5 separate regions of the Homo sapiens genome follow, and all the other regions are linked to region 1. The links are chromatin loops, found by intact Hi-C in ENCODE. Cell type or tissue: Calu3. All regions are shown on one strand. Each heading gives the region's core, and the rest is flanking DNA. Links, peaks and the distances in the headings are about the cores only. Region 1 overlaps LINC02889 (long intergenic non-protein coding RNA 2889). Region 2 overlaps LOC101927609 (a long non-coding RNA gene). Region 3 has its middle 45 kb from the start of AGR3. Region 4 overlaps LINC02888 (long intergenic non-protein coding RNA 2888). Region 5 overlaps LINC02888 (long intergenic non-protein coding RNA 2888).

What was found. A loop is a pair of places that touch in the nucleus more often than their neighbours do. Peaks named below come from ENCODE experiments on the same cell type or tissue, not always from the same donor. Only the 100,000 strongest peaks of a DNase experiment are listed, where the experiment ranks them.
Region 2: it touches region 1 in a loop (2.2-fold over the local background); 3 of 110 quality-filtered maps call a loop at or near these places.
Region 3: a loop joins it to region 1, with 2.4 times the contacts of the local background. A loop is called at or near these places in 4 of 110 quality-filtered maps.
Region 4: a loop joins it to region 1, with 3 times the contacts of the local background. A loop is called at or near these places in 4 of 110 quality-filtered maps.
Region 5: it touches region 1 in a loop (4-fold over the local background); 6 of 110 quality-filtered maps call a loop at or near these places.

The regions. Positions count from the first base shown.
Region 1 is chr7:17,521,626-17,528,221 of GRCh38, reverse strand. All of the region lies in intron 1 of LINC02889 (long intergenic non-protein coding RNA 2889), which reads left to right. Among named protein-coding and RNA genes, the nearest start is that of LINC02889, 34 kb to the left of the region's middle. In Calu3, for the core only: no CTCF peak of the experiment used is centred there; a DNase peak (open chromatin) is centred at 3,681.
Region 2 is chr7:17,236,660-17,243,255 of GRCh38, reverse strand. All of the region lies in intron 6 of LOC101927609 (a long non-coding RNA gene), which reads left to right. Among named protein-coding and RNA genes, the nearest start is that of AHR, 59 kb to the left of the region's middle. In Calu3, for the core only: no CTCF peak of the experiment used is centred there; a DNase peak (open chromatin) is centred at 3,419.
Region 3 is chr7:16,923,557-16,930,152 of GRCh38, reverse strand. No RefSeq gene overlaps it. Among named protein-coding and RNA genes, the nearest start is that of AGR3, 45 kb to the right of the region's middle. RefSeq lists an enhancer at 700-749. In Calu3, for the core only: a CTCF peak has its summit at 3,697 (motif pointing left); DNase peaks (open chromatin) are centred at 1,812 and 3,672.
Region 4 is chr7:17,441,568-17,448,163 of GRCh38, reverse strand. The region is part of intron 1 of LINC02888 (long intergenic non-protein coding RNA 2888); the gene reads right to left. The region is part of intron 4 of LOC105375172 (a long non-coding RNA gene); the gene reads left to right. Among named protein-coding and RNA genes, the nearest start is that of LINC02888, 70 kb to the right of the region's middle. In Calu3, for the core only: no CTCF peak of the experiment used is centred there; a DNase peak (open chromatin) is centred at 3,273.
Region 5 is chr7:17,404,645-17,411,240 of GRCh38, reverse strand. All of the region lies in intron 1 of LINC02888 (long intergenic non-protein coding RNA 2888), which reads right to left. Among named protein-coding and RNA genes, the nearest start is that of LINC02888, 33 kb to the right of the region's middle. RefSeq lists an enhancer at 4,627-5,826. In Calu3, for the core only: no CTCF peak of the experiment used is centred there; DNase peaks (open chromatin) are centred at 2,540 and 5,300.

The sequences.
Region 1 (6,596 bases), core at 565-5,564:
AATTACATTCAGTTCCAGACAATCTTGTCATTATATGGTTGACTCCAGTGGCTTTGAGTATAAAGTGTATTTATGAAAACCCAATGGAGTTTTGTAACTAGCAAAGCCCCAAATATGCTCCTAACTATAACATGTGGTGTTCAGTCTGCAGGTGGATGTTCTGAAGGCTTTTTTGTACACCTTGGACTGTTTGTGTTTTACCATGTGCTGCTGTTCCTCTGGCTCAGGATGGATTCCTGTGATCAATAATCAGTAAATTAGTGGCAGTATCTGTGATGACATTTATGTTCAGCTCTTTGAAATGTTTATTTTTACTTCTTAATGTTTTTAAGTGCACTTAAAAGGTGTCTAAACATTGTTCCCTCCAGAAGCCAAAAAATAACAATTTTTACATAGTTGCATCAAAACTCATTAAAAAGTACGGGTGGAGCTCATGCATTTCTAGGCAGCCTAACACTTAAAAAGAAAAGATGAAAGAGTAACAACAAAATAAATCTAAAGCCTCTTCTCCAAAGACATCAAGAACTACAGATATAAAATTAGGTCTTCCGGGAATAAAGCCCTCATCTCTGCATTTGGAGGCTCTGTCCCCTCTTCAGCCTAAATTCATTTTCCTTTATTGCCCTCGCCAATATGAAGCCTGCCAGTAGACAAGGTCCACCCATATTTGTTTGAAAGACCTCACCATGAAATAAAAGATAACAGCAGAGGGGACTCATAATTTATATCCTAGAAAATCAACCCAGTCCACTATTCTTCTTCATAAGAAGACAGCCAAAGATAACAAAAAACATAAATAAAACCAGCAGCACAAAATAACTAAAACAAGAACATTTACTTTAGAAGAAACAGATAATTCAGAAAAAGGAGAATGTTAAAAGAACCTAGTTATGCAATTAGCTTGAAAATTTGAGAGGATATTGCATCGAAAAATAAGACTAGAAAAGTACAAAAGAACAATGGAGAACAAAATAAGATATTTTGTCTTGAAGATGCAATTGCAAAAATTCAGACAGTTACGAAGATGAAACTAAGAAAATCAGAACAAGAGAAAAAAGACAAAAGAAAAAAATTTTAAAAAGATAAACATAGAGGTTCAATCCCAGAAGCTTGACATTGACCTAATATTCTGGGAAATAAGAGAGGGAATTGGAGTGGGAGGAAGTTAGCAATGGAAATATACAAGAAAAGTTTTTAATACTAAAGCACCAGAATTCTTTAGGCCCATTGGGTTCCCAGGATGCTGAAAAAATTTATATCTGAAATTTCAGAACACAAGAAATTTTTTTAAAACTTTATAATTAGGATGTAGTGAACACAACCATATTTATGATTCATAATGTTAAAATGAACCAGATTGACATCAGACATCTCACCAACAATACAAGATCTGAGAAGCAATGAAACAATGCATTTGAAGCTCTGAGAAAAATTCTAGGCTTAGTCACTTGGCAATCAAGTGTGATGGTAAAATATAGCTATTTTCAGACTTTCAGAAACTTTCTCTTATGTACTTCTGTAAGGAGGTTACCTGAAGATTTGCTCCAGTAAAACAAAGGTAAAAACCAAGAAAAAAAATGGGGGAAATATACAGAAAAATAACCCAGTTCTATTGAAAACAAATCCCAGCGCACACATCAATTATATACGAGATCTGGAAAGCTAAGCCCAAATTACCGTAAGGCATAATCAAGATGAGACCCGCAAGGTGGTATCAGAGTTAGTGTCTAAGGTTTCAGGGAAAGGAGAGAAAGAACTAATGACAAGGACAAGAAATGAGACTGCAAAGTTACAGGAAGTAAAGTTCGTTCTGATTGTATGTGATTTTTCTAGGAGTAGTGAAGACTGAATATTAGAACTGAACACTTTTGATAGTTAAGAGACAGTATTAACTAGAAATTACTATCTGAAAGCATGTGACAGCAAAAATACAAAATTAAGAATGGCTTAAAAACAGTTTGTTCTATTCTAAAAAGAACTTCAATAGTCAGAATTTTAATAAAGAATTTCCATTAATTCACAAAGTCCCAGGTTCCATCCAGCTATTTTCCTCTGCTGCCCAAGGGTATGATCCTTGTCAGTATTGTCTGCATTCTACCCAGCAAGAAAAGTGGAGGCAAAGCACACAGCGCTTGCTTTGTGGAGATTTGCTCACCCCATTTCTGTGTACATCTCATTGACTAACAGTCACATGACTGTACCTAAATGAAATTGGGTGTCACTGTGTACCTGTGGAGGTTTGGGCAGGGGGCTGTCTATTTGTGAAGATAATGAAACTGATAATTGAAGACATAAAGGGCCTTTTCCACAGACCCCAAGCAAAAGTTCTTTTGGTGGTAGTTTGTAAAATAGGTCTTAATGGCACATTTTATTCCCTGTTGAATTTCCGTTAAAACTTCCATTGTATTTGTGAAGACACAGGATGCAAAGATTTTTAGAAAACAAATAGAATGGCTAAATCAGGGCATTAGGGTTTTTGCAGAGATCCATGAATTGATAAGGATCTCCAATATTGTTATGAAATAAAATAATATTTACGTATTTATTACTATTCATATCGGTACACTTCTGATTCATAAAATACAATTTCACATAACTGAATTTATTGTAGCTTATTGCATTTTTCATCAATGTCTACTTGTGTAAATAGAATTGTTGGGTATCATGGCTGTGGGGGGCATATTGTCATTTGAGGGTGATCTATGAAAATTTCTGATTTTAGAAAAAGTGACCTCATACTAAAAAACATTGGGAACTACTGTTATCAGATGTTTTGGTAAAGATTTGTGTGTTATTTTTTCTTGGCTTCGTTTCATAAGCTCTGCCTTGTCTTTTTGCCTGAATTATTTCTCTTCTCATGTTGCAATATTTTATTGTTGTAGGGAACCTTATATTGTTTTTGAAACAGGTTGGGTATAAGCATAAAATCTGATAATAGCTTCACGTTCTCTGCAGCCAGGTACTGGCTACTGGGGTGGATAACATTTTAGTATCTAGGAATTGCAAAAGAACTCTCATCTAGGTGTATAAGGATTTCCAAGTTGTTGGGGCAGTGGCCTTTGGATGTATAATTGTCCTTTGAACCCATATTTAATTTCGCCCTTTTCTTGTTTGAAATGGCTTGAAATGTGCATCAATTTTCAACTGGCTTCTAGTTTCCTGGAAATCCTGGTTTCCTGTTAAACCCTTCAGAGTTTCTTCTCACACTCAGTGTGCCCCAGACTTGCAGTGCCTTTAGCTTGTCACCGCCTTACTCATCATCTCTTTTGAATGCTTGGTTTCTTTCCCTCCTTCAGTTTTTCACTTTTGTTCCCTGGATATTTAACATTTTTGTTATATGTGGTCAGTTCTTTAAATCATAAGTGGTACTATTGGCTTGTTTCCCTTTTTTCTTCTACGATGGGGAGGAGATACTAAGTATTTTCCCCTGGAGATCTTTAGTTTTCTTTTACATTTATCTGTAGCCTTCTCTGGGGCTATTAAATGTAGACTTCCTCTCAGTTATCTTGAGTTTCTATGGATTAGCTTGTCAAAATAGTCAAACATAACTGACAAATATACAATCTTCATCTTGGCTTGGGTCAACCCCCTGCTCTTTTATGAGCCGTACTGAGACCTTTGAAGTACTAGTTCCTCTCTCCACTGACGGCTGCTGGCAAAGATGCAGGCAGCCTGAGGTTGATGGCGACATGGGCAGGTATCATTGCAAATAGCTGCGGCATTGTAAACAATGCAGAGTATCTTGCCAACGACTACTCATTGACCTTGTTTGGCTCTGGGAGCAATGAGGTAAGGCTGTTGAAATAAGTTTGAGATTATGAAACACTAGACTACCATCAAAAACATAAAAATAGGATAATCTTTTTCAGCAGAGTATGTAAGAAATTTTCATAAAAAGAAATAATTATCACTCTGTACAGACTGGGGATTTTCTTTTGGTTTGAAGAATTTGACATTTGCTGTGATTTACCAAAATAAGTGTTGATGGACCTAAGCTGAATGTAACCTGAACTGTGAATAGAGCCAGAACTGTGCGGAACTTCCAGTCATCTCCATAGAAATACAGAATGCATAGAAAATACAAGGGTAAGAAGAGGAATCATGTGGAAGAAGAGTAAACATCTGGTATTCAATGTTTATAACTCCCTTTATATAGGTTATGCAGATCTCTTTAGGTTAAGCAATTACCCAAGTGCTAATCAATAGTACAGAAGTCCAAAGAAAGCCAGCTGGAGTTCTGATCAGGAAGTCCATATTCCACAGGAGGCTAACAGAAGTGCTTCTGTTTTTTGTGTTTCAATTAGCAATCCGTATGGAAATTAGCAGATTGAGCAGAAATTTGCTTGTATTGGTGAAGTGGGTGACTTATAAATTAGGATAATTTCACTGCTTGGCAAAATTTTAAGTTTTCAGGAGAAATGATTTCTTTAAAAACATGTTAGAGACATTCTGCATATTTATATGCCAATGGAATAAGAAACCAGTGAGGCCTTACCATACCCTTAAAATAGTGCCCAAGGCTTGATCCCTAAATGGTCCTGTGGCCACCCATTGATTTATGAATTTTTCAAGTTGTCTGGAGCTAACTATCAGGGTACTAGGCCCTGCTTCTGGAAGGCTGTCATAATTGGTTTCAGTTATTTTTTTATGTTGGTGGGGCGGCTGATCACTTAAAAGGACAATGCTGGCATTTCAGTGAAACTACAGTACAGGTTGTTTTTTGCCTGCTTGTTAATGAATGTTTATATAACTGTAAGTGTGGGAGAATTTTGTACGAGACTTGCTTTCGTTACAACTTGGCAGCTCAGTTTTACTGAATGGTTAACTTCCAAATCAACCTGAGAAAACATAAGAACAAAGAATGTATTATTGGCTAGGCCTATCATTTAAAATGTTAACTATTTTAAAGAACTAAAAGTATGCCATTTTCTTTAAATTTTACTATATCTTTGATTATTAAAGGTGAACATTATTTGTGTTAGCCATATGTATTTTTATTTTTCTGAATGTTCAGTTCATGCTCTTAGTTGAATTATCTTGTATATATTTTATCCAGCTTGTTTTTACTATTTAGGTTTCTGAGGTTTTACGATGGGCAGAAATAAAAAATTTTAGATCTTTAAATCTAGTAATCTGTTCCTTTGTTTTTGAGCTTATTATGCTTTTCTTTTTCTTCTGTGAGTGACAAATTTGCTTATTTAATTTTATTTTTTATGTTATAATATTTGGTGTTTTTTTACATTTTACTATCATTATTTTGGAATTGTTCGGAACTGTTTCTCAAACAAATCTCCTTCTCATTCATTTGGAAGGCCTCATTTATTACTTTCTTGATTCTTACGTATTTGACAGTACCGTGCTCTTCACCTCGTTAGAGCTTCATAACATGTTAATATTTCGTAGTGCTAAACTCTCTTCTCCCATTACTCTTCCTTTTCAAAATGCTCTTAACTCTTCATCATTTATTCTTTCACATTAAATCTAGAAATATTTCAAAAGAAGCCCCCTTGACATTTTGGTGTAATTGCTTCACAATTATAAATTTGAAAAGATCTAACATTTAATAATAGTCGATTTCCTCATCCATGAACAGGGAAAATTTCACCATTTGTTCATGTTGTTTAAATGAATAACTCAGAAAGGACGTTCATGGTTCTTGCTCATTTGTTTAAAAAGACTATTTCTATATATTTGTCGTCCTTGTCTACTATTTTTGTTCTATCTTATATTTTAACCAGCTATTGCTGACATGCCAAAGAGTGATTGCTCTTTTGATTTTATCTGGTGTCTATCTGATTTACTGAAATTTCTTATGTAGTCTAATAACTTTTCAATTGATTATCTTGAATTTTCTAGGTAGACTAGCAAAATTCTTTTTCCTTTATATTTTGATAATAGTTGAAAATCCTAGAAAAATTCAAAATACTGGGATTATGAGCATCCTTTGTCTATTCCAGATTTTAATGTATGGGCTGCCTAACAGTTCCTCTCTTAAGCAAGCAAATAGCTGTTTTAGGTAGATTAATGTTTTTGCATATAAATAACATCCTTTTTCATCCTGATGCTAACAAAAATTTTAAATCAGAAATGGGGCTGACTTTTATCAAAATGATTTTTAGCAGCTGTTGAGCTAATCAAATGTTCTGTGTGTTTGTTTTGGGTCTCTTGATATATTACATAGAGTTCCGATTATTAAACTCCATTTATCCAAGGAGATGTTTCCAAAGCTAAAACTCAATGAACCCAGCATACCTTAACACTTTATTAAATCTCTCATATAGATATCATAATATATATATAACAAAAGGAAATTTTACTGACATGTTTCTTTGTTTTTCTTAAAACAGCTCCTCAATCATATCAGATATCTAGAAAACAAAGTTGAATTTTTTTTTTTTTTAATATTAAGGCTGAACTTTCCCCACCCTTCATTTGTTTATTTGTTGCCTTAGGCTTGGAAATGGGTATTTTGCTTGGGAAGATTTTTCTCTTTTCAATTATATTTGGAAATTTTACTGTTTCACAAAATGGCTTGCCAATGTTTTTCTTTCACATAGCTTATTCCTTCTCATACCGGTTTCAGGAAATTATCTGTG
Region 2 (6,596 bases), core at 987-5,986, 290 kb after region 1:
GAAAGACACAGAATAATAAATTAAGCAGTTCAAGTTCATCAAAATTTAAAACTCATGATAGTAAAACATAACAAAATTTTTTAAACCAGTAGAAGAAAATTTTACAACATATATAATAGACAAAGGATTAGTAGCCAGAATACACGTGACCTTCCAGAGAGAAATAAAAATACACATACAATGAGATAAAAAAAAGCAAAGAAAATAAAACAGCCATTTACAAAAGAGTAAATATAATTGACCAATAAACGTATTCAAAGATGTCCAGCATCACTTGTTTTCAACTGTTTAAATTAGAAAAAAATAAAAGACTTAACAAAATCGAGTTTATTCTAAAGTATTGGAAAATGGGTACTCTCATAATCAACTGACGCGAACTAAAATGGTACAACCATTTTGAAATTAATTTTGTAGAATATTTATTAAAATACAAATATTCATAACTTATGGCCCAGAATTTCTAATTTGCATTATTTTTGCTTAGAGCTACTTGCTTAGGTGCAAAAAGAGGCATGTACAAGCTTGTTCATTGCACCGTCTTATTTCTAACAGCCAAGAACTGGAAGAGAATTAAATGTCTATGTATAGAGAGATTGCTAGATGATGCAATATAGGATATAATGCAGCAGTTAAAAGAAAGAAGGCACTGTTAAGGAAAAACAATTAGATTTCTGGTCTCACGGTAAGTGTATTATTATACCATTTATATAAAAGAGGAACACAAAACAACACTATATATTTTCATTGTTAACTATTGATTGTTACAAATTCATAGAACAAAAAGTGTAGAAGTATCCACATTAACCTGGTAGCAATTATTGGCTCTGTGAAGGGGGATTGGAATTTAGGATTATTGTCAAAGGTACGGTGGCCTTGTTTGTAATATTTAAATTTTAAATAAGAAGGATGTATAAAAATAGATAAATTATAGGTAGGTAGTGAGGAAAATGAGCATTATGGGGAAAAGTTGGTCAATCTCTTTTACAATTTCCACAAAGGAAATGACAAATATGAAAAAGATAACATGTTGTTAGAAGTAAAACAGCGCCTGATTTGACCGCTATAGAAAAGAACTTGTTTTACCAGTTCAGCTGAATCCCACAAAATGAAGTTTTAATTTATTACATATTTTAGTAAAACGAAATGTTTCTAAAATATTTCAAAGGATAAATTATTTTCACTTAGAAATAGTTAAATGAAACAAGCACAATGTAGATTGTAAATCTAAATGTTTAAACCATGCTATTTCTACATTATTCCCTGAGTCAAACTATTCTGACATTCTGCTTTGTAATTTATTATTTATTTATTTATGAGACGGTGTCTCTTGCTCTGTCACCTAGGCTGGAGTGCAATGGCATGATCTCAGCTCACTGTAACCTCCGCCTCCCAGGTTCAGGCAATTCTCCTGACTCAGCCTACCGAGTAGCTGGGATTACAGGTGCCCGCCACCACGCCCGGCTAATTTTTGCTTTTTTTATTTTTATTTTTTCACTAGAAATGGGGTTTTGCCATGTTGGCCAGGCTGGTCTCAAACTCCTAACCTTAGGTGATCCTCCTGCCTCAGCCTCCCAAAGTGCTGGGATTACAGGTGTGAGCCACCATGCCTGACCTCTTCTGCGTAGTTTAAATGCATAATGTTAACCCATGGTTCATATTGTTTCAAGTGTATTAGTATCCAAATAAGTTCTAGGAATTTCTCTACTTGAAAATAGTCAAAGTTGGCCATGCGGGATTCAAAAGCCGTATTAACCAAGGTCACTGGAATGGTCCTAAGAAAACAATGTTTCTGAAAAATAAACACATAGACCAACCTTGTGTGCCTTTTTTTAACTACGTGCTCATGTGTGTGTGTGTGTGCGTGTGCGTGTGTGTGTGTGTGTGTGTGTGTGTGTGTGTGTGTGTTTTAGCTGTGGTTAATAATTTTTTGCAAGTCTTATTTTGGTCTCCCTACCTCCTAAGAAGATAGAAATAAAGAGAAATAGGAAAATAAAAAGTGACTCTGACTGATACCTTAAATTTTATTAAAAGTAACGCCAGTAAATATTTTTTAAAAGATCGTTAATGCTGCTGGGTTTAGTGAGAAGAGCAATTTGACAATACAGGTCAAGAAACTTAACAAATCTACAAATGATTGATCATACTGGATCTGTATCTTAGGATTTTAATCTAAAAAACCAATAGTGACTAGAAAAAGATAAATATTCTAGGATGTTCATTATAGTATCATTTATAACATTGAAAGCCAACTGAAAGTTCGGCAATAGGGTACTTTTTATTAAACAAACTATGATATATCTGGATGATAGATTATTAGTCATTCAATAAGGTGTTTTTGGGGATTAATTTATGACATGGAGAGATGCTTATGTTTAATGAAAAAGATACAGAATTGTTATTTACAATAATGAATGCACACCCACACTAATAGATAAATATATAGAATATATATGTACATATATATGCATATATATACTTGGATTATATATTATATACTATATATAATTTTGAAGATATATATATACACACACATACATACATACTTGGAAGAAATAATTTCCAAGTGATTCCTGAGATAAAATCAATGTACTTTAATTTCCCCTAGCCTATGTTCATCATTCAGTCTAATCAGTTCTTTGACACTAGGAGCTGCAAAAGGGAAAAGTCTCATTATTGTGTAAAATGAAAAAATGAGAGAACAGTTAAGAGTGGTCTAATCATCTCTACCTCTAATTTCCCATCCCCGGTTCCCAGCAGAAGATTCTTCAAATCAGCGTATTCTTATTTGAGTGGCTATGGATAGACTCCTCTTGTTAAAAGACTTGGCGTCTGCTGGTACTTTGTTTTCAATGTCTTTGCTTGTTCTTAGGGTTGAAGTGACGAACATGTTGTGTGTTCTGAGCCCCTGAAGCACAAGTCTCACACTGTCTAGTGGAGGGTGGTTCTAAGGTCTGTAAGTTCAGTACTGCCTCAAAAAGCAGGTTATAACCTATAGGCTTCTAAGTCTGAGAGTTGGAGAGAGAGAAGGTAGAGGAAATATGATGTTGATCGTTATGAAAAACTGGGTCTCAAATGATATGAATGAATAATATTCCCTGCCATGGCCTTGTTATGGACTGGGGCCCAGCTGGGACCCTGTCAGGGCCAAAAGCATCACCACCCATCACGGGAGCCTCTGCCCATCAGAACAAGGCTCATTCCTTGAGGGTCTCTTTCTCTTAAAGCTATTACTTCCAAAGTGAGGCAGGACCTTATCTCTTATTGACACAACTACTCAGAGAGATAAGATTTAGCAATATTTGAAATCAAAACACTTCTCTGGCAATACTGTTCTGACCACAACATTTTTTGCTGATGAATTGTAACTTTTAAGCCAAAGCATGCCTGTTACTATCTGAACTCTGAGTATCAGTATGACCTCTGCTGCCACTTGTCTTTTTTCTAAACTGAATCTGCTGCCTGCTTTATTTAACCTCATTTCACAAAGGTGAGATAACCGCAAACAGGACTTTGGAAACAAACCTGCTTCAGGAATAGACCAACATATTAATAACATTCACTTTTAGGTTTTGGGATTGTGGGTGACCTTTATTTTATTTTTAATTTCTGTTATTTATTCAAAAATTTTTAATATGAGTAGCACTTTTATGCCAAAAGGAAAAAAAGGGACATACAACCACGTGAATCTTGGACAATGTTGACCTTTGTCTAAGCTATTTTAACTACATTTGAACCAAACGAAGAATTTTACTGATAGGAACAAAAATATACGTAGAGTGAGCATGAAAATGAAAAAAGAAAACCCAATACTGTTGGTAATTCATCTCTCTATGGTTGATATTTCTTTATTTTTTCATAATACAGTGTCACCAAATTCTGTGAAATGGCCTCAAGGGTCACCATCATAAGACCTCTGTCTCTGCCTCGTCTTTTCCACTCCCTCTTGCTGCTTTCCAAATTAGCCCTATGTAAAGTCACCCTTCTGCTTCCCAGTCTAGCAGCTCATATCACTCTGTGCATTCCTTCCACAGCATCCATCATAAAGGATGTGATTACTCACTTATTTTATTTCTCCTTATACCAGGAGGTATAAGCCCCATGTGGAGTACTTTTAAAAGGTGTGCTTTTTCTATAGCACCACCTCTCATATGAGATAGATATTTATAGACTCAATGATTAAATAAATTCTATATCCATGTTTATAACTTTGCTAGTTTTATTTCACAACCAGACATCAGCATAGTGCTCAGTGTGTTGCCCAGTTATTGAGATGATTAATTCATATTCCAATAATATCAAATAAATAGCATAATTTATGTTTATTCCACATGTGAACTAAAAACATGTTTTTTGAAAATGGATAAAAAATACATTTGGATTATTTTGTTTTCACATAATTTTACATTTCTGCATCCTATGATATTTTAGACTCCAGCTGGAATGGAACTGAAAGTACTGAAATACTATGAGAAAAACTATTCCTGTATAATTTCCAATCTGATTTTGCAAACTAAGTATGTTTGGAAAGGTTGTAGAGAATATGAAAGGGATTTTAGATGTGAATGCCATAAATATCTTAGAACTAGTCTCAAAAATTGATCTCAAAAAGCTACTAAATACTTCTTCCTTTCCCATTATACAAAATATATTGCATATGCTCTACTCTTTAAAAAAATATTCAAAGTAGTAATAAAAGCAAACCATTACATATAGTGCAGAGTACTGGCGATTGAAGTAATTTTTTGCCCCCTCTTTAGAGTGATTATTGGCTTGTCCTGGGTCGTACAGCTAGGCAGAACCAGAATTTGAACACAATCTGGTTTCAGAAGATTTTTCCTAACTCCCTTTGCTATAATGCTTCTTTAAATTACCTGTAATGGGTGAGAAGTATTAGACGGGCTAAGCCCATTCTCATTTATACACAGGCATCTAGGAGTGAGGAGACAATGGAGTTGGATTCACAAAAAGGCTTGGGATAAAATTCTTAACTCTGTCTCTGAAACTGCTACTAATGTAACTTGTTTCTTCAACTCTAAAATGGAGATACAAGTCCTTAATTATTGTGTTTTTGTGAGAATTAAGTAATGAAATGGTTCAAGTCTGTTGCATAATTCTGAAAACCTTAAAGAACTGCATGAGTACTCATGTTGTCAAGTGTGGTAGCCTACACAGACCTCTTTATTCCCTCAGTGAATAATGGAGCTCATGAAATCATTTAGAGAGATCTTGGATTTCAAGTCTTTGGTACTGCTGATCTCATATAAGAAAGAGAGATTCTCCTCATTTCTTTTACACTCAAATATTCAATTCAACAAATTTATCAAGTGCACTCAAGAAGTATAGAAAGTAGCAGGAGGAAAAGGCATGATCACTGTTCTCAAAAGTCTTGGACAAGAAAGGAGATGGGATACATCACACCAAAATCAAAGCAGATTATGACATTTGTGCTATGAAGGGAAAAAAAAATTGTGGGCTGGGCGCAGTGGCTCATGCTGTAATCACAGAACTTTGGGAGGCCAAGGTGGGCGGATCACTTGAGGCGGGAGTTCGAGACCAACCTAATCAACATGGCAAAACCCTGTTTCAACTAAAATTACAAAAATTAGCCGGGTCTGAGAGCACATGCCTGTAATCCCAGCTACTCAGGAGTCTGAGGCACAAGAATCGCTTGAACTGGGAGGCGGATGTCGCAGTGAGCCGAGATTGTGCCTCTGCACTCCCCACTGGGCAAGAGAGCAAGACATTATCTCAAAAAAAAAAAAAAATTGTGAGTTCAGAAGAAGGAGCCCTTTTGGGTTGGGGAGATTAGGAAAGAAGACTTGATGTATGAATATTAGGAGAAAAAAGGAGCAACAAATATGAAGAAATTAGATTCTGTCTGATTCATTTCAAACTTTCATTGAACATCCACTTTTTCCAATACACTATGCTAATTGGGGTATGAAGGAGAGGAAAGGAGGGAGAGGAAAACTCAGAGGTTAGAGTTTTGGGGAGATGACCTAAGTTAGTTCTCCATCCACATCAGCACAATGCCGAACACATGTAAACTAATAACTTATATTCCACAGTGAGTACTAAAAAAGCAAGTGGGTATAATGTCCTGTAGGAATTTCAATGAAAAAGTATTTGATTCTGCCTATGGGAGACAGAGATTCAGGAATACAACAGACAGGATGATGGTTGAGCAGAATCTCAAAGCTTCAGTAGATGGTTTCTAAGTAGATGAGAAAAGGGAAAGGTGGTTCACAAAAGGAAACAACAGAACCGTGGATTTGGGATGTTCTCTTGTCTTCTTTTTAGAGAGTCACAAAGTTGGAAACATTGTGGGGTGGCAGGATAACTCAGCTCTCTTATTTTTCTTTAAAAAATATAGATGGTCCCTTTGTTTCAAAAAAATAAAAAAAAATGTTTGGCTTGGCACCAGTATCTTCTACTCAACCACTTATGTCATGAGCAACTGAATTGACTCAGCTTCACATGTCAATCTCTGTTTTCCCCTGGTGAGTGTCCCAGAAAGTTGGGATGCAGGGGACAGTGATGCATTTAAGCAAAAGAAGAGCAGGTTCAAAGTGATGGAAGGTGATGATTGAGGAAAA
Region 3 (6,596 bases), core at 907-5,906, 600 kb after region 1:
GGAAGGAAGAAAGAAAAAAAAAGGGAGGGTATAAAGTGAGGTAAGCGGTCACATTGTTGTGAGGCTTTGATAAGTGTTTACCGAATCCACATGTTACATGTGAAAGGAGGAGGGAGAGGAGCAGTCAATTAAACATTTGTCTTATGCATCAGTAAGTCGGCATTTTACACAACATAAAAATAAACAGTAAAGGAAGCCAAGCTGTCAAATATGTCTTTGTCCTATACCTGTCTTTGTTCCATACCTGTGAAGATAAGCTGTTAATTTACCTTGTCAGGCTGAGGAAGGCCACCTGGGAAGATATGTGATCTTCTATCTTGCAGGTTCAGGAACAAAAGGAAAGGCAGTTTTTTTGGAGACTCAGTTTCTAAGCTTAACTTTTCCTTTTGGCATAGTGAGTATGGCATCCCAATATTTTATTTTATTTTCACACCTTTAAGAATATTCATGATTCATGGGAGAAGGTCAAAATATCAGCATTAACAAGAGTGTGAAAGAAGTTGATTCTAACTTTGATGGATGACCTTTGAGGGGTTCAAGACTTCAGTGGAGGAAGTCATAGTATACTACAATATAGTGTATACAATATGCACTGGGAAGCCAAAACATTCATGTGACTGACTTTTTATATTTCCTTATTGCACTGGTCTGGACCTGAAGCTTCAGTATCTCCAAGGTATGCCCATACATCATTTATAAAAGAAGTTCTGGAACTTGTAGAGTCAGACAACAAAATACAAACACTAGACGTTGGCAACCCTGTTCAAGAATGGCAAACTGTGGTCAATAGAACCAGTGAACTGCTTCCTTTTCTGAACTATTTAGCACCTACTTCCTCTTTTGACTCTTCAGCTCCTTCAGTGTTCCACTTAACATGTTTAACTCTCTTTTTGTGGGTATCTGAATGCCCACCAATAGATCTGAAGGTTCTAGGGGGCAAAGAAAGTGTCTTCTTATTCTTCCATCAGTCTTTGCAGAGTAAAAGGAAATGGTATCTGTTTGGTGCTAGCGGTATCCCTTAAAATGTTGATAGAGAAAAGTATATTTTACTTGCCAAGATATCTTTAAGATGAAAAGGAAAATGTTTGATGTTCAACAGATGTCTAGTGACTGAACTTATTACTTATATCAAATCAATTTGAGAGATTTGAAAAACTAAGGGGAAAAAAAATAAAGATGGAGGTATGGACATTGTACCAAGTCCTTGGTAAACATAATCTGATTGGATCATGATAGAAGTACCATATGCATGGTGTCATCTCTCATTCGAAGTACGTAAGACAGAAAGGGAATGCCTTTATATGTATACGAATTGGACTGCAAGGATAAGCAACAAAATAAAATTTAAGTAACAGGATTTCAAAAATTGATGTAGTCCTTTATAAAATTGATTTAACCACAAAATACCATAATTACCATCAATACAGAGTGATAATCACTAATGTGTTGATTGCTAAGATTTCCTGTGTGTATGATTTTGGCAAAGTCTCAAAACACAATTTTTTCACATTTTAAAAATTCATTCCTAGGCTGGGTGCAGTGGCTCACACCTGTAATCCCAGCACTTTGGGAGGCTGAGGTGGGTGGATCATTTGAGGTCAGGAGTTTGAGACTAGCCTGGCCAATATGGTGAAACCCCACCTCTACTAAAAATACAAAAATCAGCTGGGCATGGTGGCAGGCACCTGTAGTCCCAGGTACTTGGGAGGCTGAGGCAGGAGAATCGCTTGAACCCAGGAGGCGGAGGTTGCAGTGAGCTGAGATCACGCCACCTCACTCCAGCCTGGGCAACAGGGCAAGAGTCCTGTCTCAAAAAAAAAAAGAAAAAAGAAAAAATTCATTCCTTTGACAAATATTGACAGAGGACTTTTTGCCAAGAACTATGATTCACGTCAGGAATGTACACATAAGGTAGGCAGGTACAATCCCTGCTTACTTTTTAGAGAGGAAAAATGATGATGGTGATAATGACAATGATTTCTCAATTATTTACTAATGCAACAGATATTCATTGAGTGCATAATATCTGCCTCTACTGGACCCTTGAAATATAGGGTCTTTCATGGAGCTTAAATTATAGTGGGAAAGAGATATCATCAATAAAAACAGATAAATATATACAAAAAATTTTAAATACTGTGGAGATAGATTAAGCAGGGCAATGGGACAGGGAATGGAATACTAGGGGGCCTGGCCTGAGTTTATGAAGCATAGTCAGGGAAGCCCTCCCTAAAGGAAGGAAAAGAGAAGAAGGTGCAATTAGCAAGGGAGGAATGTTCTACCACCCAGATGCAGTGTTGATTAAAATAGCACTAATAATAGTTAATATGCATTGATATTTTATTATGTACTAGGACAGGTTCTACACACTTTGCTTGTTTTCGTGTGTTAATTCTTTATGACAAACAACCCTATCAGGTAAATAGTAAGCTCACTTTCTAGATGAGAAAACTGAGTTTTAGAGAAGTCACATTATTTTCAGAGTCCCTAATTCATAATATTTAGAGTCACAATTTGAATGCAAGCAGATAAAATTCCTTTTAAAAATAAGTAAACAACAACAAAGGACAAACTTTAATGACTGGATAAATACTATGAATAAAACAAATAAAGGTCCAGAAATAACGAGGGAACCACTTAAGATAAGGTCAACGGGAAAGACTTCTATGAGAAGAACACACTTCACCTGAAAACTGGAGGATAAAGAGGATGGTTCAGAGACAGACCTGGGCAAGGCAAACCAGGGAAGAGTGAGGAGCGTGTGTCTACATCCTGCAGCCAGAAGAAGCCAGGCAGGTTGCAGGAGCTTCAAGAAATCAGGACCCTGGAGCCCAGAGAATGGAGAGAAGCATTCTGAGAGATGAAGGCAGAGAAATGAGCAAGAGGCATGTTATGTCAGCCTAATCGAGTCTGGATTTCATCATAAACCATTGGGAAGCCATTTTTTAAGGACATTATCTGGTTTTCCTTTTAAAGAATATCACTTTTGCTTCTGTGTGGTAAAGGAACTAGATTTTCCTGGACAGTTGATAGAAAATGTGTTATTGGGGCATTTTTATGACTCACTGTTTAACTAACAACATAAAGACAGACAAGGTACAGTAAACAGCCCTCAAGGTATGTACAGGTCATACATGATATATAAATCTTGGTGTCCAATGTTTACTTATAAATAAAGCAAAGTTTTTTAAAAAAACTTCCCTGCTGTGCTCATTTCATTTTGTTAAATAGACCCCTCATGCAAAAGGTGTATTTGGCCTGTGTTCCCTAGGATTTCTGGATCCTTGCTGTCATAAATTTACTGAGTGAGGAAGAGAATATGTTCCTTTTCCCTTGTGACCTTCATTCTATAATGTTATCATTTATCTAACAATAGAAGGTCATTAGAATGCTAGTTACGGTTTGCTTGGACTTGACATATCCAAATGCCTTTTAGCCACACATTAGATGTACGATTCTCTGTGAGAAGAGGTTGTTGACAGAAGACTTTTCTGGATCTGTGCAAACAAACTCCACCTCTGTCTGTTTTTGCAGGAATGTTCAATGTTTTATAGCACACTGTGGTTTCGCATTTAGGATCAAATTTGGAATGGAACCGCTTTCTGTTCAGTAAAGCAGAACTAAAATGTTACAACTGTGAAGATTCATATCCTTTGGAAGAGAGCTGCCCTGTCATGAGCACCACCAAGTGGCCTGTACAGCTCCTACAGTCTCCCAAGATGTTACTTGATTGAAAGGTTCTAATCCAAAAACTTGACCAGCTGTTTTATACAGAGTACCTGTTTTTAAGCATACCTTTCAATGACTCAGAGAATCCATTTGTTAGACTTCCACAAAATTTAACCAAAAAATAAGAATTGCTGCTGCCATCTGAAATCCCAAATGTGGGGCCTAAAAAATGCTGTTGGATGCACTACACTATATTATCACACGTGTATACATTGATATAAGGGAACTAAAAATAAGCCAAAAACTTGAGGGCATCTCTGCCTCCATGGATGCAAGCTGGCCCCATTTCACACAGCTGTAGAAATAAATTGCTCTCTGTTCCTGAGATGCAACCCAACTTTACTGAGCAGCTGTAACCTAGGAACAGGAAGGAGATGAATTGCCACTATTCTTACTTTCACATTAAAACATTTCTCATCTCCTATGTGTACAAACACGAGGCTGAAAGATTTTTCACATTGACAACTTGCCTGATTTTTTTTTTTAACTATACAAAAACTAGGTTAGGTACAACACTAGAAAATGTGACCTCTGCCTTTGAGAAGATGAGACTCAAAGGACAATGCTACCACGTCATCATTCCCTTCTCTGGTTACAAATGCAAAATGTGTGCTGTGGGGAAGAGGAGAGGGCTGCTGGATGGCCTTTGGTGAGAAGAGTAAGCTGAAAGTGATACTTCAAAGAACGTCTTCCAGAGCCTCCATCCCTAGCCCTGTCCATCCAAGTCATGGCTCACTCCCATTCTGACAAACAAAAAACAAATTATAATTGGTCAAGATCTGTTCAATATTTTAGGAATTTTAACTTACTTTAGGGTCAAAGAATGTTGACTGGAAATCATTTCTGTAAGTAATAAACAAAGGATTACGATTTCATGAAGCAATTAGTAACAAATGCCATTAGAGTAGAAGAAGCCTGTCATAACGCACTTGAAAGGTATTTAAGAGTCAGAAGTATCACTATTGTTTTTAAAAATACACTTGACAAGCCTTAAAATTTTTTACAAAAGAAAAATATACATACGTAGTCAGTTTAAACAGATTTCTAAATAGACAGTGATTAAAAGTTGCATAAAAATATATATACATAGTCAGTTTAAACAGATTTCTGAATAGGCGGTGATTAAAAGTTGCATAAGCCCTCAGGTAAAGAACTGGAGACCTGACAGGTGCCCAATTTGCCTGAGGACACAGAGCAAGGAAGCAGTAAAGTCCTGTGATGCCACCTTTGCATTCATGTGGTATTCTGCAGTTTACAAAATGCTTTCAGGTCCTTTTGTCCCCTTCATTTGAACCTTACAAAAATGCTGTAATGTAGAGTGCACATCATCCCTTTAAAGTTAGAGACTGTGATTATGCTCTCAGAAAGAGTAAAGATTTGGTAGTGGCTGAGTGGCTGAGGGCTAGAACCAGGCCAGGGTTACCTCATTCTGCAATAATTTGCATTGACTTTATAGTTTTCAACACACTATAGTGTTTCATTTATTTCTCCCATATGGGTAAAGCAAACATCTTTCCTAATTAACAAGTAAAGAAATTGGCCATACAGAGAGAAAGCAATTGGCCCAAGGTGCAGAATAGTTGGAGCTAGGAGTAGAACCATATCTCCTGAATCCTCACTTGCTTTCTTCCTACTATTCTCTACTGCCACCTTCGAGATCCTAAGTCATCTATTGCAAGACTCAAAGCTGAAGTCAGACTTTAAAGCTAGACTTTAGGCCAGGCACGGTGGCTCATGCCTGTAATGCCAGCACTTTGGGAGGCCAAGGCAGGCAGATCACCTGAGGCCAGGAGTTCAAGGCCAGCTTGGCCAACAGGGTGAAACCCCGTCTCTACTAAAAATACAAAAAATTAACGAGGTGTGGTGGCAGGGGCCTGTAATCCCAGCTACCAGGGGGCTGAGGCAGGATAGTCGCCTGAATCTGGGAGGCGGAGGTTGCAATGAGCCGAGATCACGCCATTACACTCCAGCCTGGGCAACGAGAGCAAAATTCCTTCTCAAAAAATAAATAAATAAATAAATAAATACAAAAAATCAGCCAGGCATGGTGGCGTGTGACTGTAGTTCCAGCTACTCGGGAAGCTGAGGCAGGAGAATCACTTGAACCCAGGAGGCAGAGGTTGCAGTGAGCCAAGATCACACCACTGCACTCCAGCCTGGGTGACAGAGTGAGACTTTGTCAAAAAAAAAAAAAAAAAAAAAAAAAAAGGCAGACTTTAAAGAAAAAATGTCTATAAGATTAGTTGGAAAGCAATAAAGAAGGGAGAGGTGGGGATTTCTAAAACTGTATCCATGAACTTAGACAACTGCCACACATCGTGTTAGTCACAAATATTGAACTAAGAAAAAATATGTTGCCCTATAAAATGGCAATGTATCAGAAGATTTTATATCTAGTAGCAAAATGACTTAAGAGAGATAAAAATTCCAGAACTACTTCTTCACAACTGCTGAATGGTCAGTTCTGAAGGTGAGATTTGCACTTTCATATAAGGCAAAGTGTGATGGGTAATCTCGGGCAGCCCTGGACGTGGAAAGAACCTTCAGTGTGAAGCAAACTGCTGAGATCCATGATCACAAAGCTCTTGTAGAAACACATGTCAGAAAACCTGGTTCCAGCTCGATTCTGCTACCTGGGAGTTAATCAATTACTCTCTACATCATATTGTAAAATGATATAAATGATCATAACAGTTACTTCCTTTACGCCAAACAAACCGCTTGCTTACATTCTGTCCAACATTCTTCACACAACCCCATAATGTAAGTATTATACTCATTCCCATTTGACTAACCCAATACCTAGAGAAGTTGTTATACTCAGAGGCATTGTGGTCTGATTCTAAAGGTAATTCCTTTAACCTGCC
Region 4 (6,596 bases), core at 894-5,893, 80 kb after region 1:
AATATAGAAAGGAAAGACTGCTACCAGCTCATACAAAGACACACAGACCAGTGTCACTGTAAAGCAAACAAGCCACCATAATAACCAATTAACAGCACAAAGACAGGATCAAATCCACACTTATCAATACTGGCCTTGAATGTAAGTGGGTTAAATGCTCAATTTAAGAGGCACAGAGTGGCAAGCTGGATAAAAAAGCAAGATCCAATGGTATGCTGTCTTCAAGAGACCCATCTCATGTGTAATGACACTCATAAGCTCAAAATAAAGGGGATGGAGGAAAACATACCAAGCAAATGGAAAACGGCAAAAAGCAGGGGTTACAATTCTAATTTCAGACAAAACAGATTTCAAACTAACAAAGATAAAGACAAAGTATATAATGGTAAAGGGTTCAATTCTACTAAGAGACATAGTTGTCCTAAATATATATGCACCAAACAGGAGCACCCAGATTCATAAAGCAAGTTCTTAGAGACCTACTATACAAAGAGACATAAAGTCTCCCACTATTATTCTGTGGGAGTCTAACATTCCACTGACAATATTAGATCATCAAGGCATAAAATTAATAGATATTTAGAACCTAAACTCAACATTGTACCAATGGATCTGATAGACCTTTAAAGAACTCTCCACTGGAAAGTAACAGAATATACACTCTCTCATCACCACATGACACATACTCTAAAATTGGCCACATAATTAAACATAAAACAATCCTCGGCAAATGTAAAAAGAATCAAAATCATACCAAACACTCTCTCGGACAACAGTACAATAAAAATAGAAGTCAAGACTATGAAAATCGCTCAAAACCATGCAATTACATGAAAATTAAACAATATGCTTCTGAATGACTTTTGGGTAAATAATGAAATTAAGGCAGAAATCAAGAAGTTCTTTGAATATCATGAAAATAAAGATACAACATACCAGAATCTCTGGGACACAGCTAAGAAAGTGTGGAGAGGGAAATTCATAGCACTAAATGCCCACATCAAGAAGTTAGAAAGATCTCAAACTAACAACCTAAATTAAATGGAAAGAATTAAAGAAGCAAGGATAAGTCAACCCCAAAGCTAGCAGAAGACAAGAAATAACAAAAATCAGAGCTGAACTGAAGGAAATTCAGAGACAAACCATTTAAAAAATCAACAAATCTAGGAGTTGTTTTTTAAAAAAAAATTAAAGTAGATAGGCCACTAAATAGACTAATAAAAAAATTAAGACAATTAGAAATGATGAAAGAGATATCACTGACCCCACAGAAATGAAAACAACCATCAGAAACTACTATAGAGACCTCTCCACACACAAACTAGAAAACCTAGAAGAGATGGACAGATTCCTGGACATATACACCCTCCCAAGACTGAGCCAGGAAGAAATTGGTTTCCTGAACAGACCAATAATGAGCTCCAAAATTGAATCAATAATAAATAGCCTACCAACCAACCAAAAAAAAAAAAAAAAAAACAAAAAACAAAAGCCCAGAGCCTGATGGATTCACAGCCAAATTCTACCAGATGTACAAAGAAGAGTTCATACCATTCCTACAGAAACTATTCCAAAAAAACTGGGTCGGTTGCAGGGCGAGGACTCCTCCCCCACTCATTCTATGAAGCCAGCATTATCTTGATACCAAAACTTGGCAGAGACACAACAAAAAAAAACATCAGGCCAATATCCTTGCTGAACATTGATGCAAACATTCTCAACAAAATACGTGCAAGCCGAATCCAGCAGCATACCTAAAAGCTAATCCACAACAGTCAAGTAGGCTTCATCTCTGGGATGCAAAGTTGGTTTAACATATGCAAATCAATAAATGTAATTCATCACATAAACAGAACTAAAGATGAAAAACACATGATTACCTCAATAAATGCAGAAACGGCTTTCAATAAAATTCAGTCTCAGCACTCTGGGAGGCCAAGGTAGGCAGATCGCCTAAGGTCAGGAGTTCAAGACCAGCCTGGCCACCATGGTGAAACCTTATCTCTACTAAGAATACAAAAATTAACTGGGCATGGTGGTTGCACCTGTAATCCAAGCTACTAGGGAGGCTGAGGCAGGAGAATTTCTTGAACCTGGGAGGTGGAGGTTGCAGTGAGCCAAGATTGCACCACTGCACTCCAGCCTGGGCAACAATGCAAGACTCCATCTCAAAAAAAAAAGAAAAAGAAAAAGAAAAACAAAAACGAAAAAAAAAAAGTTAAGAAAAAGAAAATAATGATCTTGTGGTTCATATTCTGATATTCTGGCACTCTTTCAGAGTGTAACAAGACCTTCTAATTAGACTTCATATAAACTCTCTACTTTTAAATATCTTCTTTTCTTTTTTTCTTTTTTTAACAAAGATTGGCAGAGTAGAGACATATCTTTAAGGGAGAATCTTCCTACTTAACTAATCATCTGTCCATCTGTCCATCCTATGCCTGTCTTCTTTCTCCTTTTTTTCCCTCAATATGACCACATATTGAACACCTACAACATGCAAAGCATTGTGCTAGGTTGATTCCTATTCCTATTTCCAAAAAGTCTTAGCTGCCCTCTTGGAATCAGCAAACAGCTACATATATAGGATTCTTGGAGTATCCTTTTTCCATTGCTTATAGAAACACACATATGCTTTGCTCCTTGGACTGCTAACCCCACTAAGGAAACACTGTCCCAGAGGGATAGTTCCTTTCCATATAGAAACAGTGATGCAGCACTGAGTAGGCACTCAGTAGTTACTGAATAAATTCATCAATAGCTGTGACAGCTTTCCCCTCTCCATGCCAAACTCCTAAGTAAGCTTTGAAAATCCTTCAAATTTACTTCTATTCCTTTCCATTCTACCATTTTTGAAATGGAAATACGTGAAGGAAAATGGATCCTGAATAATTTCAGCCCAAATTCCTGGAGGAAAATAGTAAGAAAAGGGAAATTGCTACTTATTTGGAGCTGCCCACAAGTTAAATTTTTATGATAAGATAAATTCTCATTATTTCAGCATTACCTCCTTCCTAGTAAAATTTATCATTGGTAGCTACCCTCATTTGCATTATTTAATATGCCCTGCTAGGATAATGTTATTTTTATTTTTTTTCACATGTCAAAACAGAGGCTTTGAAAAATTAAATAACTGGCCACCCAAAGAAGTCACTGGGTCAAAGATGGGGCTAGCATGGGGGTTTGAACAACCTGTTTAAGAAGGGACAGGTGCTGAATTAGTGGAATGTAAGAGTTGGCACTGAGCAATAGGCAAGCCCAAAAGAAAGAAGGCTGACTCACCAGGAAATGGAATTAGCACAAAAGGTCAACTTTCTCTCACAGATAAAGGAAAACTCACAAGTCATATCCCCGACAGGACAAAAACAAAGCCTAGACACTTCAGCAAAAACATAGCATGCCCAGAATATGACTTTTCTAGGAAAACTTTTGAATAACACTTACATATGGGAAAAATGTTTTAAAAACTGGGTACATATTGGGATAGAAAGAATATTCAGGTACGCATTAAGGATATTTCTAGATCTCTTGTCTCCTCTGGGTACAACTAGGTGTACAGAGAAAAATATTTTAGGAGTTTTCATTTCAAAATAAACAGAACAGGAAAATAAAGAATTCATTAAAAGAGTATAAAATTAATTTTAGTTGCAAAATAGTATGACTACCATTTAAACTAAGAAACAGCTCTTCTAGCGCTGCTACTACGGGTTCAATTCATTACAACTGATAAGATGTGGAGGACATGAAAGGGAGAGAAGGGTTGGACAGGAAAACCTTCAGGAAGATGGGGGAAAGCCACTAATAGTCATTGGTTCTAGCAGTCCATTAAAACATTTTCCAGCCTGCTTATTGAAGCTGTGGAAAAACTGGGGACTCATATTTCTCACTCTAGGATGTGGAAAGTTTAAATTACAAGAAGATGGAAAGGGAGGAAATGGCAAAAGGAAGGAACACCATGAGTTAGTTACAGCTAATCTCAATATATGGATATTTCTTAATTTAAGAAATGCAGGGAAAATCAAACAAAACGATGGGGATTATAACCAAACTGCCATGAATTTATGTACCAAAAAAGCTGAAAAAACAGGGCTTTCTTAAAGCTTATACAAATGAAGAGAAACATTAGACTGTGTACTTCATTATTATAATAAATACCCATTGAGCAGGCTGTCTACATAATGCATGTACATATAAGAGGGCAATAAAAAATCAACTGGGCAACTTTTTATTGTCCTCATATATACATAATGGGGCAAGTATAAGTCAATGGACCATTCTGAACATGCCCATATCTAATGAATTGGCAGCTATCACTTAGATATTAGAATTGCTACTATTCATTAAATGCTTCCCATGCTGTGGGCATATTTTAAGGAAATTTACATGTTATTTCATTGAATTCCTCTAGCAGCTCTGAAGTATTGTTACCCTCAGATAGATAGTAGATGAGAAAACTGAGGCTGAAAGAGAGTAATAACTCATCCAAGGACACATGGGTAGGAAATAGAGAAGCCAAGGCTTAAGCCTAAGGATAATTCTCTCAGAGTTCATGCTCTTTCTACTATGCCACACTCTTTCACCTCCATCTTACTCTGGGGTATGATGAGCTTGATGAGGTAGAGAAAGGCTTCTAATGACATGGAAACTAAAGGCAGTACTCCTCAGGAGAGAGGGCTAAATAAGAGTATTTAAGATGATAGCATGGAAAACAGACTGCATGTTGTAAACACCTAGTGCAACGCTTGGCATATTGTAGGTGTTCAATGTATGGTCATGTTGATGGAAAACAAAGAGGAGAAAGAAGGCAGGCATAGGATGGACAGATGGACAAATAGTTGGTTAAGTAGGAAGATTGTCCTTTTCCTTTGAAGTTTACAGGGATCTGTGTGAAAGCCAAAATTTCAAAGAAACGGAGGGAAGCATACACAGCTGAGGTTGTGCCAGAGCTAGGGTTCTTACAGGAGTGGAAGGACATCATCCCATCAGGACATGAAAGTTGGAGACATGGTCTCTAGGACTCCAAAGAGAAGGCATTTTTATCCCTTTGCTCATGCAAGATAGGCAAAGCATTTAAATATTTGGGATTAGAATATATTATATTCTATATATATATATTTTCTGTATGTGTGTGTATATATAAAATATATACTCTCCCAAACTTTTGAAATCCCAAATATGTTAAAAAAAATACATATATATATATAATATATATATGGCTATATATGTAGGGGAATAGGTATGTATATATATAGATAGGTATAGACACAGGCAATTGCAAGATATATATACCTATATATACACACACACCTTACAATTGCTTGTTTTGTCATTTACTTTTGTTAAACTTAAAGCTGTTTCTGTGTTAACTTGTTTGCAAGGATTAGTGTAAGAGAAGAAAGTGATTTTTTGGTTCCTTGTCTTTTCTCATGCCTACTGTAGGTCATGGTAGGCTTTTTTTTGTCAACATTACAATCTGAATTTTTAGCATCATATTGTAATAAGCTTTCCCTTGTTTTCCTGATACACTGAAAAAATTTAAGAGCATTCATGATGCTGTTGAATGTTTCTTTGAAGAAACAGATAACAGGGGCTGGGCGCAGTGGCTCATGCCTGTAATCCCAGCACTTTGGGAGGCTGAGGTGGGTGGATCACGAGGTCAGGAGATTGAGACCATCCTGGCTAACAAGGTGAAACTCTGTCTCTACTAAAAATACAAAAAACTTAGCCGGGCATGGTGGCGGGTGCCTGTAGTCCCAGCTACTTGGGAGGCTGAGGCAGGAGAATGGCATGAGCCCAGTAGGTGAAGCTTGCAGTGAGCAGAGATCAAGCCACTGCACTCCAGCCTGGGTGACGGAGCAAGACTCCATCTCCAAAAAAAAAAAAAAAAAAAAAAATTAAAATTAGAGAAAACCTGAAGTGTTTGGAGGTTTTGATCAGATGTATTCTCAAGTGGAGGGCTTCTATGAAATAGCATAGCTCTAGGAAGGGGCAGTTAAGCATGAAACCCTAGGTAGCATTAAATAGAAGGCAAAATAAAAGTTGCATGTTTTAAACCACATTTCTTAAAATATCTTAACATGTCTGAACCATGCCTAAGCCTATTTTATCAAAGTTACCACTAAAAAATTAGCTAAGTGTCTTCAATTTACATTTCAAACATTTCTAGAGTAAAACTCTTTTTGGTCACTTTCCTTGATGTATTGGTAGTAAATTATATTTTTTACAATATACATGTATTTCATGAGTTCTTATTAATATAAAAAGTAAGGCATCATTTTCACCCTTTCAGAAAAAAAAAAAAACAAAACACAAAAAACACAAAACCAAAGAGGAAATGTCACCATCCAAAGACAACAATCTTGATATTTCCTATAGGGCTTTGTGTGTGTCTTGGAATGGAGAAGGATGATAAGCTTCTATAGGATTCTCAGGCAGCCAAGATCAAGACATGTGCTCTTCTTGCTCTCTGGGACTCACTGCCTCTAAGAGAACTGTGGTCTAGGAAATCCACTGTGATGGCTGTATTATCTTAAGTCTGTAGTTCCAAAAAGACAATAGAAATTCTACCCACCCTACAAAGTAATAATCCCATCTCT
Region 5 (6,596 bases), core at 607-5,606, 120 kb after region 1:
TTTCCTACTTTGCCATCTAAACTTTTTGAAATTTGACTTTTACATTGAATTGTTTAATTCATTTAGAACAGATTTTTGTATGAGATGCAATACTGCATCTGTCATATATTGTTTCTCCATAAGCATTGTCTATTTCTGGGCTCTCTCTTCACTTCTACTGGTCTATTTGTGTATTTCTGCACTAAAGAAGCCATGATATCTGCTAGGGTAAGTTGTTACACTTCATTTTTTATGTCTTGACTCATTACCACTTCTACCCAAATCTTTAAATCACTCTCAAATTTCAAGGAAAATTCAGTTTAGGTTTCTGGAAGAAATTTCATTGACCCTATATATTAATTTGGGGATAATTGGCATATTTAAAATATTACATTGTGTATCTCTCAATTTAGATCTTTTAAAATATATTTCAAAATGTAAAAATTTCTCCATGAAATGATTGATCATCTCTTGTTAAATTAATCCCTAATTATCTATGTTTGGTTCTACAAATGACATTTTCTGTTTGTTAACTTTTGTGTATTGATCTTATATCATCACTTAGTCACTTAGCTAAGCTCTTTTATACATTTGAGTAATCTGTCTGTAGCCTTCTTTGGTTTTTCTATGTAAACAATAATATCTTCTACGAATAATGAGAATTTTGTTTATTCTTTTCTTATTCTTTCTTTTTTTATGTGGTTTCTGCCATCCTTAGTTCAATGTTGAATATGCATGGTAATAGTGGGCATCCTTCTTTTGTTCCTTCCTTTAAAGAAAATGATTTTACCACCTCTCCAATGAATATGATATCTCCTTTGAGAATTTTGTATTTACTCTTTTGCCAGTTATGAGAATTTCCTTCTATTCCACGTTCACTGAGAGTTTCTAATGTGAATGAATATTGACTTTCATCTGCAAAAAGAGATGATTTTATAAGTTGTCATTATTTTGTTAATTTATGTTAATAGTTTTGATGCTAATTAGCCTTTTATTTTTTGGATAAAGTCAATTTAGTAATTTGTGTGTGTGTTTAATGCATTGCTACATTTAGATTGCTAATATTTTGTATTGGATTTTGGAATCAAGATAACAATCATGGCCTCATTAAACAACTTAAAGAGGAACGTGTCTTTTTTTTTTTTATTTTCTGGAAGAGTTTATGTTAAATTGGAATATTTGCTCATTAAATATATTTAGCAGAATTTATTATAAAACTGTGGACTTCAGTTTTATGTGAAAAGATAGTTTAACTTCAATGTTTAACTAATTTCAATGATTCAGGACTGCACAGGTTTTCTAATTCTTTCATAAGTCAATTTTTGCAAAATATAACTTTCTAGAAATGTGCCCATTTTATCCAAGTTGTCATTATAATTAAAAGTTGTCTATAACATTCTGCTATCATTCTAGTCCTTCTGAAGTTGTTTTCTTGTGATTTGCCGATATTGTATCTATCCCTTTTTTCTTAATTTGTCAGAGACATCTAGATTTTAACTGCTTCAAAGAACAGAGGTAGTTTCATTAATTTTCCATATTCTTATGTTTTGTTAATTTTTGCTTTTATTTTTGTTATCTTCTTTTTCTGCTTTCTGGATTTATTTTTTCAATATTATTCTAAATCATTGATGATTACTTTATTAATTTTCATCCCTTCTGAAAGTCTATAAACTTCTCTCTGCACTATTTTATCTGTATTCCATGTTTTGATATATAGAATTTTTCATAATTGTTTAGTTCTAACGTTTTCTAATATCCATTTGAATGCTATTTTGATGTATTATTTAGAAGTTTGTTTTTAAATTTCTAAATATATGAGCTTTTTCATAATGTTTTCATCACTGGTTTTAAACTTTATTGTGATTAGAGAACGTGGCCCACATATTATGAAATATTTCTTTCATATTGGTTAACACTAGTTTTATAGTTTATTATGTGGCTCTTATATACTTATATGGTCAGTGTCACATGTGCTTAATTCTGTTGTCTCTAATTGTTTCATGCTTTATTCTACGTACAGCAATTAGTTCAAGTATGTTGTGGTCTTAACATTTTTTATGTATTACTGTTTTTTTGTGAGAAGATACGTTTTTGATTTTGTCTATTTAACTTCTGAATTGCCAAGCACTGTGTCTCAAAAGCACACACGATGATTCAGGAATCTCTGCTAATATTTACTATATACAATTTTGAATTGTGAAATTTGGTAGATGGTAATTTAGAGAGTTACTCTGTCATTATGTAGTCATCCTCTAACTCGAATTATGCTTTTTTACTTGAAGGTCTATTTTATCTGATAATAATATAGCCACAATATATTTTTTTACCCTTTTATTTAAAAATGTTTTGTGTCTTTAAGATTGCTGATGTATTTTGATTAATTCCTACCATCTTATTTTGTACTTTCCTTTCCAGCTTAATACAGTTTATAATTAATCTGTGTCTATTTGCACTTCCTACAAGGACTTTAGCATGCTTTAACTCTGAGCATGACCTTTCTGACTTAGTCTTGTTTTTGTTTCTCCAATTTCTCTGCGGTGAGCACGCCCTAAAGTGACCTCCTATGAGTCACGCCCTTGCACAATTTTCTCTGCTTAAGTGCGGACAGAACCTGTGCCCTGCTTCTAACCAATGAAATACGGCAAAGACAATGGGACATCACTCCCTTAAGTTATTTTATATGATAGAAGTGATAGGATGCCACTTTAATAATTACTTATCATATACATCCTGGAGAGAAATCCTTTTGGTGGCTTGAAGAAAATAGCTGTCATACTGTGAGAAGGTCTATGGGATGGGGTGGCCTGCCTGCAGCTGACAGCTAGCAAAAAGTCTGGGCCCTCAGTGTAGAGCTTAAAGGAAATTAATTCTGCTAACAACCTGAATGAGCTTGGAAGTGGATTCTTCCTCAGTGGCCATCCAGGTGAGAACACAGGCTGTGAGACCAGATCAGGGAACCCAATTAAACTGTGCCCAGACTCATGACACATGGAAACTTAAGGTCAATAAATTTGTATTGTTTTAAGCCACTAAATTTGTGGTACTTTGTTACACAGCAATAAAAAATTAATATACTCTAAAATTAGACATTATTATTGAGTATTATATTTAACATTTGTTTAGATTTACTCACATTTACCACTTTATTTTCGCTCACCCTTTCTTCTTGAACTCAGTTTTTCTGAAAGCATTTTCCTTATTTCTGAAATATATATTTTAGAAGCTCCTGTAGGGAAAAGATGTTTGTGAGGACTCTCTTGATCTTTTTTAATCTAAAAATGACATACAATTTTACAATTCTAGATATGTAGCTATAAGCATTTTTTCATGGATTTAATATGATCTCACAGTTTACTGGTTTCCATTGTTGTTGTTTAGAATTCAGCTATCACTGTAAATATTTCTTTGGAGGCAATGTTTTTCTCTCTGGATTTTTAAAAGTTCTTTTTCACTGGTGTTCTACAGTTCAGTGAAGACTGGGATTTGTTTTGCTTTCTAAATCTGAAGATTCATGTCATCTGGAATTCTGGAATTGCTCAGACATTTTCCCTCTGAAATTATCTCTCTTTCATTTCTCTGATATTTCTTTGTGGAATTCTGATTTGGATATATGTTGTATCTTACAAATATTTTTTATGTCTCTCTACTGCTTTTATACTCCCTCTGTTTCTCTGTGTTCTGTTAGAGCCAACTACTTCAGCTTTATAGTCTAGGTTTGTCATTCTATCTTCAGTCATGTCTAATAGGCTAAGCAGTATACCTATTGAATTTTTAATTTTAAGTACTGTAATTTTCATTTCTGAATGTCCTATTTTTAGTTTTTATTAGAACTGCCTAGTCATCTTTATAGTCACTTCTTCCTCATTCATGTATGTGACTTTCTTTTCCAACTTTATTCTTTTTCTTTAACTTTAAATACCAGTTTTGTAGTATAAATGTAACTAGTTCATTATCTAGGGCTGATTCTCTTGTTTATTGTTTCTACTGAAATTGACTCCTATTTCTTCTTTCATTTTGTAATTTTAGATTCTGGGATAATGTTGGGACTTTATAAATGGAAGTTCTTTGAGGTTGACAGTTGATTCATCTAGAGAAAATTATTTGCTTCTGTCAGGCAGTTAAGGAAGCTTCAAATCTAGGGTGGCAGGAGTCTTTTTCAGACAATGCAGTCGGTGAGATAGGGAATCCTGTATTAGTCAGAATTGTACAGAGATTAATAGGATGGATGGGTGGATGGATGGATAGATATATAAGAGAGATTTATTAGGAGAATTGGCTTACACAATTATGAAATCTGAGAAGGTCATCTGCAAGACGGAGAACCGGAAAAGCTGATGGTATGACTCTCAGCACAAGGTCAAAAGCCTGAGAACCCAGGAACTGCTGGTGCAAGTGCCTGAGTCCAATGGCTGGAGAACCTGGAGTTCTAATGTCCAAGAGCAGGAGAAGAAGGGTATCTCAGCTTGAAGGAGGAGAACAAATTTGCTTTTCCTTTGCATTTTCATTCTATTCTAGTCCTCAGCTGATGGGATGGTGCCCATCCACACTGAAGGCAGATTTTCCTTACTCAGTCCACTGATTCAAATGCCGATTTCTTCCAGAAAACCCTCACAGATGCACCCAGAAATAATGCTTTACCAGCTATCTAAGTATCCCTCAATCCAGTCAAATTAACACACAAAATTAACCATCACAGACCCTAACCTAGGGCCATTTGAGGACTAGCTCCGACTTATAAATTCTCACAAGATGCTCAAAAAATTCACCAGTTTTATTTGTTTCTTCATTCAGGGCAGGTTGTTTTTAATTTTTATTTTTTTCCTAATTTGCAGTTTCACTGAAGATGTAATTCATTATGGGTTCCAGAATTTGAATCTAACTCTCCCATTGTGCCGACCTGAGTTGATCTGTGTCACAACTGAAGCCCCAGGCCCCTGGAATTCATAGATGATTTCACTGCTTACAATTCTCTGAATTGGTCCTTCCCAGAACATTTAGCCTCTGATAACTCCAATGGTTTCCCTTACTCTTTCCAACACAGGCATGCATTTAAATGTGTTTTTCATTTTGTATCTACTACTTTTAGGTGCTTTGTAGCAGGATAGATTTTCAGGATATTTACTCTGCCAATACTGTTGGAAAAGGAAGTCTCTGTCTACTCTTCACCTTCCTGTAACCCCGTTTTGCCCCTAGCATTTTACAGATTCTATTCCTGCTAAGGTCACCAGTGACATCATAATTCCTAAATAAATACTCATCAGACCTTTTCTCACTCGGTAGCTTTCGAAACCTTCGTCCACTCTTTCCATGAATCACCCTTCTCCCTTGTATTATCTCATAATATTACACAGGCATGCATACACACACACACGTGCGCGCACACACACACCACACAAACCTTGGCATTTGCCGTTATGAGCTCTTAGGATATTATTTTCACACTGCCCTTCTTTCTAAAAAGGTCTACTAAGAAACATTAAAACAAAGAAATTTTCCTAATCCTCTATCCAATGAGATCCTGAACATACATCTTAATACCGCTGTCGCTTATTGCAAGAACCATTTGTCTCTCAAGTCTGCTCTGCCATTAATCTATTTTTTCATTAAAATTTATTTTTATTTTTTATTTTTAGATATGGGGTCCCACTGTGTTGCCCAGGCTTGCCTCAAACTCCTGGACTCAAGCAATCCTTCTGCCTTGGCCTCCCAAAGTGCTGTGACTATAGGTGTGAGCCACTTCACCCAGCCTTCCCTTTTTATCTTGAATAATATTCCTTGCCTTAAATTCTATTTTGTTTCATATTGGTTGCATGTTATACATTTTCCATTCTTTTACTTTTCTATATTCTTCTATATAAGGAAAATCTCTTGAAAGTAGCATATTTTTTTTTTTTCCAATCTGGCGATCTTTAGCTTTTAATTAGAGTACTTACTTTGCTGACATTTCATGTAATTACAAATATATTTGGGTTTAAATCTATCATCTTACTACCTTTTTTTAAATTATACTTTAAGTTCTGGGGTACATGTGCAGAATGTGCAGGTTACATAGGTATACATAGGTATACACGTGCCATGGTGATTTGCTGCACCCATCTACCCTAATACCTATGTCATCTACATTAGGTATTTCTCTAATGCTATCCCTCCCCTAGCCCCCAGCCCCCGACAGGCCCCGGTGTGTGATGTTCCCCTCCCTGTGTCCATGTATTCTCATTGTTCAGCTCCCACTTATAAGTGAGAACATGCGGTGTTTAGTTTTCTGTTCTTGTTTTAGTTTGCTGAGAACGATGGTTTCCAGCTTCATCCGTGTCCTTGCAAAGGACATGAATCCAGCAGCACACCAAAAAGCGTATCCACCACAATCAAGTCAGCTTCATCCCTGGGATGCAAGGCTGGCTCAACATATGCACATCAATAAACGTAATCCATCACATAAACAGAACCAATGACAAAAGCCACATGATTATCCCAATAGATGCAGAAAAGGCCTTCAATAAAATTCAACACCCCTTCATGGTAAAAACTCTCAATAAACTAGGTATTGATAGAACATATCTCAAAATAAGAGCTGTTTATGACAAACCCGCAGCCAGTATCATACTGAATGGGCAAAA